2 separate regions of the Homo sapiens genome follow, and region 2 is linked to region 1. A link is a contact called in ENCODE Hi-C or POLR2A ChIA-PET data. All regions are on one chromosome and are shown on one strand. The core of a region is the stretch at or near the end of the contact, and the rest is flanking DNA. Distances in the headings are between cores, read along the strand shown.

Evidence for each region. A loop is a pair of places that touch in the nucleus more often than their neighbours do. ChIA-PET counts read pairs that join two places held with the same protein, here RNA polymerase II (POLR2A). Pooled maps may share reads with other maps.
Region 2: a loop to region 1 is called in a map with no recorded cell type, with 4 times the contacts of the local background. The contact joins the enhancer-like site here to the promoter of ACTRT3 in region 1. A Hi-C loop is called at or near these places in 2 of 168 maps with a recorded cell type or tissue (OCI-LY7 and naive thymus-derived CD4-positive, alpha-beta T cell), 2 of 37 single-sample maps with no recorded cell type and 10 of 50 pooled maps. POLR2A ChIA-PET finds 5 or more read pairs at or near these places in 4 of 52 experiments (OCI-LY7, Panc1, activated B cell and 1 more).

Annotation. Positions count from the first base shown.
Region 1 is chr3:169,767,578-169,771,174 of GRCh38, reverse strand. It overlaps ACTRT3 (actin related protein T3), which reads left to right and starts at 1,614. Exons shown (of 2, transcript NM_032487.5): 1 at 1,614-1,854; 2 at 2,825-3,597. The coding sequence starts at 1,655. RefSeq lists cis regulatory regions at 1,462, 2,819, enhancers at 1,390-1,534, 1,626-1,885, 2,747-2,891 and a silencer at 1,476-1,545.
Region 2 is chr3:170,309,079-170,312,393 of GRCh38, reverse strand. No RefSeq gene overlaps it. Among named protein-coding and RNA genes, the nearest start is that of SKIL, 47 kb to the left of the region's middle. Within about 2 kb of position 2,058, at least 3 of the 41 ENCODE cell types and tissues checked have a DNase peak (open chromatin) inside an H3K27ac peak, as active enhancers do.

The DNA of each region.
Region 1 (3,597 bases), core at 365-2,864:
TTATGATATATAAATATAATTTTTTATATATTTATGATATATAAATATAAATTTTTATATATTTATGATATATAAATATAAATTTTTATATATTTATGATATATAAATATAAATTTTTATATATTTATGATATATAAATATAAATTTTTATATATTTATGATATATAAATATAAATTTTTATATATTTATGATATATAAATATAAATTTTTATATATTTATGATATATAAATATAAATTTTTATTTATGATATCTAAATATAAATTTTTATTTATGATATCTAAATATAAATTTTTATTTATGATATCTAAATATAAATTTTTATTTATGATATCTAAATATAAATTTTTATTTATGATATCTAAATATAAATTTTTATATATGATATCTAAATATAAATTTTTATATATGATATCTAAATATAAATTTTTATATATGATATCTAAATATAAATTTTTATATATGATATCTAAATATAAATTTTTATATATGATATCTAAATATAAATTTTTATATATGATATATAAATATAAATTTTTATATATGATATATAAATATAAATTTTTATATATTTATGATATATAAATATAAATTTTTATATATTTATGATATATAAATATAAATTTTTATATATTTATATTTATGATATATAAATATAAATTTTTATATATTTATATTTATGATATATAAATATAAATTTTTATATATTTATATTTATGATATATAAATATAAATTTTTATATATTTATATTTATACATATAATAAATATAAATATAAATTTTTATATATTTATATTTATACATATAATAAATATAAATATATATATTTCGATTTATATCCTTGCTTAAATATATAAATATATATTTTATAAATATATAAATATATTTATATAATATAACATATATTTATATAAATTATATAAATTTATATATTTTTTAATATTTTATATTTAAATTTATATATATTTATATAAATATATATAAATTTATATTTATTTACATATTTAAGCTAGGAACTACTATTTTGTTTTAATTGCGTACATTTTGCTTGGAAATCACAGGAAGAAACACAACAAAGCATTGCCCAAGGTACAGAAACAATAATAAACGTACTTAAAACTCATTTAAATTCCAGCATTTTTCTCCTTATTTTAGAAGTTTAACATTTCAGAAGCAGACACTGCCTCCCTTCCTGCAACAACTTTCTCCTCTTAAGTCTCATTTTTCCCCAGTTTCAAGGGCGAATTCTAGAACTCCCCGGAACCGCCACCAGTTAACCAGAATTCCGTGGCTTTGGAAAATAAAACTGCTGTTATAGCTCTTCTGGGTATTTGAGAAATGCACTTGTGAAGGGTTAGAGTTGAATCTTTTGATGCGAAAGTCGGGTTTTCCTGATACTGGGATTCCGGGATTCCAGGTGTTGGGGTGGCCCAATTCCTGCGAGAAGCAATAGCGGGCGGTAACATGAGGAGCACGGTGCGTCCAGCGAGTCCTTCCGCCTGGGGCCCTGCCGACCCCCTGCCTGCGCCCCCAGGACTCTGGCCTCACCCGGCCGTGCCGGGGCCTCTGTGACGCGGCGTTCCAGGCACTCGGCCCCGGCCGAGCCCGTAGCTAGAGCGGCTCAGAGACAGGAGGCGGCGGCAGCAGCGGCGGCATGAACCACTGCCAGCTACCGGTGGTGATCGACAACGGCTCGGGAATGATCAAGGCGGGCGTGGCTGGGTGCCGGGAGCCCCAGTTTATCTACCCGAACATTATCGGCCGCGCCAAGGGCCAGAGCCGCGCGGCCCAGGGCGGGCTAGAACTCTGCGTGGGCGACCAAGCTCAGGACTGGAGGAGCTCGCTGTTCATCAGGTACCTCCTTCTCCCAGCAGGCTGCTGGGGCTGGGGAGGGTGGGTGGGGTGGGGGTGGGGTAGGGTGGGGCTGGGGAGGTTGGGGGGTGGGGCTGGGGTGGCTGGGGGTGGGGGGACTGGGGGTGTTGTCGGGGGGCAGGAAAGGACCCCAAAGGAGGTGCGCAATGGGGACAGAAAGAATAAGAAAGCCGGGAGCTGGAAAGCCCCATCCAGCTGGAATTACTACAAACGCACGGGCCACAAATCTCCAAGGGTACCACACATCTAAAAACTGAACATTTTGCTCTCTGTGGCTATACAAATGTATTAAAACGTATAAAGTTATCGAACGAATTCATTTAAGAATATTAACTCATGGTCCCTTTTGTCACTTGGGTTATTCTCTTCAATTGACATTTAAACTATACTATAATGTGGACATTTCCCAATTTTTTAAAAGTCACAAGGTTCCAAAGGACAGAGAAAATGGAAAGCAACAAAAATCGCAGAGGTAGGCCGGGCGCGGTGGCTCACGCCTGTAATCCTAGCACTTTGGGAGGCCGAGCAGGGCGGATCACGAGGTCAGGAGTTCGAGACCATCGTGGCTAACACGGTGAAACCCCGTCTCTACTAAAAATACAAAAAAATTAGCCGGGCGTGGTGGCGCGCGCCTGTAGTCCCAGCTACTCAGGAGACTGAGGCAGGAGAATGGCGTGAACCCGGGAGGCGGAGCTTGCAGTGAGCTGAGATCGCGCCACTGCACTCCAGCCTGGGTGACAGAGCGAGACTCTGTCTCCAAAAAAAAAAAAAAAAATTGCAGAGGTAAGTAGCTGTGCTATTTTTGGCTGACACTTACCTGCTGTGAGAGGCTGTGGCAGTTATTGCCCATAAAGGGATATTGGTAATAAACGCGGGGAATTAACTGAGGGTCGAAGACAATAGAAACTAGAAAAATAAAAAGCTGTCATTGATCTTATTGCTTTCCTTACAGTTACCCAGTGGAGCGTGGTCTCATTACTTCATGGGAGGACATGGAGATCATGTGGAAGCATATCTATGACTATAACCTAAAGCTGAAGCCGTGTGATGGCCCAGTCTTGATTACTGAGCCAGCGCTGAACCCACTGGCCAACCGGCAACAGATCACGGAAATGTTTTTTGAGCATCTGGGTGTTCCTGCCTTCTATATGTCCATCCAGGCTGTGCTGGCTCTCTTTGCTGCTGGCTTCACTACTGGCCTTGTGCTGAATTCAGGTGCTGGGGTTACCCAGAGTGTGCCCATCTTTGAGGGTTACTGTCTGCCTCATGGTGTGCAGCAACTGGATCTGGCAGGCCTTGACCTCACCAACTACCTCATGGTGCTAATGAAGAACCATGGTATCATGTTGCTCAGTGCTTCAGACAGAAAGATTGTTGAAGACATCAAGGAGAGCTTTTGTTATGTGGCAATGAACTACGAAGAGGAAATGGCCAAGAAACCCGATTGTCTAGAGAAAGTTTACCAACTACCTGATGGGAAGGTCATCCAGCTCCATGACCAGCTCTTTTCTTGTCCAGAGGCCCTCTTCTCTCCGTGTCATATGAACCTTGAGGCCCCTGGCATTGATAAGATATGCTTCAGCAGCATAATGAAATGTGATACAGGCCTGAGGAATTCCTTCTTTTCCAATATTATCCTTGCCGGGGGATCAACCTCTTTCCCTGGTTTAGACAAGCGGTTAGTTAAGGATATAGCAAAGGTGGCTCCTGCCAACACCGCTGTGC
Region 2 (3,315 bases), core at 809-3,308, 540 kb before region 1:
TGGGATTCCAGGTGTGAGCTACCGCGCCCAGCCTAAAAATTCTTGTACTTTGTGATTGACAGATTTCATACTTCCTGATTACTCTTACTACCAAGTTAAAATGAGCAGATTATTATTATTATTATTATTATTTTGAGGCTGGAGTGCAATAGTGCAATATCTGCTCACCACAACCTCTGTGTCCTGGGTTCAAGCTATTCTCCTGCCTCAGCCTCCCGAGTAGCTGGGATTACAGGCATGTGCCACCATGCCCAGCTAATTTTGTATTTTTAGTAAAGACGGGGTTTCTCCATGTTGGCGAGGCAGGTCTGGAACTCCCGACCTCAGGTGATCCGCCTGCCTCAGTCTCCCAAAGTGCTGGGATTACAGCCATGAGTCACCACACCTGGCTAAAATGAGCAGATTATAAAGTGTTGTCAATAACACAACAAATCTAAAAAGTTGTTGATGAAAAAAATCTGTGGAGAAGATCTGAGGTTGTTTAATGCAACTTACTGCACATTGTACAGTTATTTTGGGCAATGAGGTAAATAACTGCCTGGAATTGAGGTATGGCAAAAATTAATTTTCAATAGGATTAAAAGATAAATGTCTTTCCTTGGGAAAAGACATTTCAAATATTTACCTCCAGTACATAAGTGTTTAGTGGGCAGGGCGTGGTGGCTCATCCCTGTAATCCTAGCACTTTGGGAGGCTGAGGAAGGAGGATCGCCTGAGGCCAGGAGTTCAAGACCTTCCTGGCCAACATAGACCCCATCTCTATTTTTTTTTTCCAAAAAGTAGTGTTTGCGAAATAGCAACATAATCAAAACACCACTGAAATCATGTTTCTAATTGACAATTTGAATGTCTGTAAATATCCATGGATTAAAATTTGTGAGTAACACTATTTTTAAAAAGTTTTTCTTTGCATATGAATGCCAGGTCATAGTAAATGACACTATTGTAATGCCATGCAACATTTGATATAGAAAGTTCACAACTGGCCAGGTGCGGTGGCTCACGCCTGTAATCCCAGCACTTTGGGAGGCCGAGGCGGACGGATCATGAGGTTAGGAGATAGAGACCATCCTGGCTAACACGTTGAAACCCCATCTCTACTAAAAAAAAAATACAAAAAAATTAGCCAGGCGTGGTGGTGGGAGCCTGTAGTCCCAGCTACTCGGGAGGCTGAGGCAGGAGAATGGTGTGAACCTGGGAGGCAGAGGTTGCAGTAAGCCGAGATCGCACCACTGTACTCTGGAGACAGAGCGAGACTTCGTCTCAAAAAATAAAAAAAATAAAAAAAGTTTACAACTGAAGAATGTGGATAATTTCCTGGATTTTGTTTTAATTGAATTCCTTTGTGTCTTAATGACCAAAAGCAGCCCTGGTTTTATTTTCAACTGAAAGTATTCTTCACAGATGAAACATGACACAATTAGACTCTTGCTTGATGAATCTCCAGTGCCTGGCACTTAACAGGCCCTATTTGTGTTTAATTTATATGGAAGTTCTAACATCCAGAATGGTTAAAGTGGGCAGAGCAATTCTAGTACAAAACCTTCCAGGTTCCCTGATAACATATTAGAGCGTTCTGAATAACAGTTCAAAGGGTATATTGACTTCTTTTTTTTTTTTTTTTTTTGAGACGGAGTTTCGCCCTCTCGCCCAGTTTGGAGTGCAGTGGTGCAATCTCAGCTTATTGCAACCTCTATCTCCCCAGTTCAAGCGATTCTCCTGCCTCGGCCTCCCAAGCAGCTGGGATAAAAGGCATGCACCACCACACCCGGATAGTTTTTGTATTTTTGTAGAGACGAGGTTTAACCACGTTAGCCAGGCTGGTCTCAAACCCCTGACCTCAAGGAATCCGCCAGCCTCGGCCTCCCAAAGGGCTGGGATTACAGGCGTGAGCCACCGCGCCCGGCCGGTATATTGACTTTTAATAGTTCCGTAAAATTAAAATACACATGATCAGCACTGATAAAATCCTGGAACCTCTAGGTAACCGGCCTGTAGTGAATACACTGGCTCCTCCAGAGGGCTATGGTGCTGGTAACTCTGACCTTCATTATAGCAAGAGACTGGCCCCTGGTGGTGGTGAAGCAGATAGAATCAGTATTCTGCCAACCAGGCACACTGCAGTCCACCAGGCCTACCCCGCTGCCTTACCACGTACTCCCCACTATTGGGGGAGAACATTCATTTTTATTTTGATCATGGGAAATATCTTCTAAGTAAAGGAATAACATACACACAGGCCTTTTTTTTAAACTTTAAGCCAACTTTTCTGAAATGCATTTATTCCGTCTGTCACAAAAAATTATTTAACATTTTCCCAAATCCTACAGAATCAGCATAGTGCTAGACACATTATAAGGCCCTCAATAAATACATAAATTAAAATTTAAAACATAAAATAATCTAGGAAGATAGCAAGTCTTTAGCATGCTGATTCAAATTTCCCTGTTAGAAAATGAATACTTTCTAACTGGATAAACTTGAGCCAAACTGTACATAAATGCATGTTCTTTCATGATCTTTAAATTGAAAAATCTGAGCTGGGTGCGGGAGCTCACACCTGTAATCCCAGCACTTTGGGAGGCCGAGGCGGTGGATCACTTGAGGTCAGGAATTCAAGACCAGCCTGGCCAACATGGTAAAATCCCGTCTCTACTAAAAACACAAAAATTAGGCGGGGGTGGTAGCACACTCCTGTAATCCCAGCTACTCGGGAGGCTGAAGCATGAGAATCACCTGAACCTGGGAGGCGGAGGTTGCAGTGAGCTGAGATCGTACCACTGCACTCCAGCTTGGGTGACAGAGCAAGACTACTGTCTCAAAAAAAAAAAAAAAAGAAAAAAAAAAAAAGAAAAAAGAAAAAGAAAAAGAAAAAATCTGGCTGTTTAAATAAAAATCTACTGCCTCAAAAATTTTTTTTCTTAAAAATTTTCTGTAAAAGGCCGTAAAATGTGAGCTAAATTTCTGTATTTTCTGTATTTAAGTTCCTTTGCATGTTTTTATTCCTAAATATATTATGAATAATGTAAAAATCATCAAGTGTAGCCACCCACATTGCAGATAGTTTATCTCATGCAAGTTTTAAATCTGGTTATGTGGCACTACCTCTAGAAACCACCCAGCACTTCCCTTTTATGGAAAAAACAAAGCATCTAAATTTTCAAAAATTTTGCTAGAGCGTTTCAACAGGCTCTTTCTTAAACAATTGGAATTTGCTTCTGACCAGCTAAATTGTTGATGAAAACTTAACCCTCTCAAGTCTAGTGAATCCATCTGGCATGGGCTTTCATTTTCAGATATCTTGTAAAAGATCAC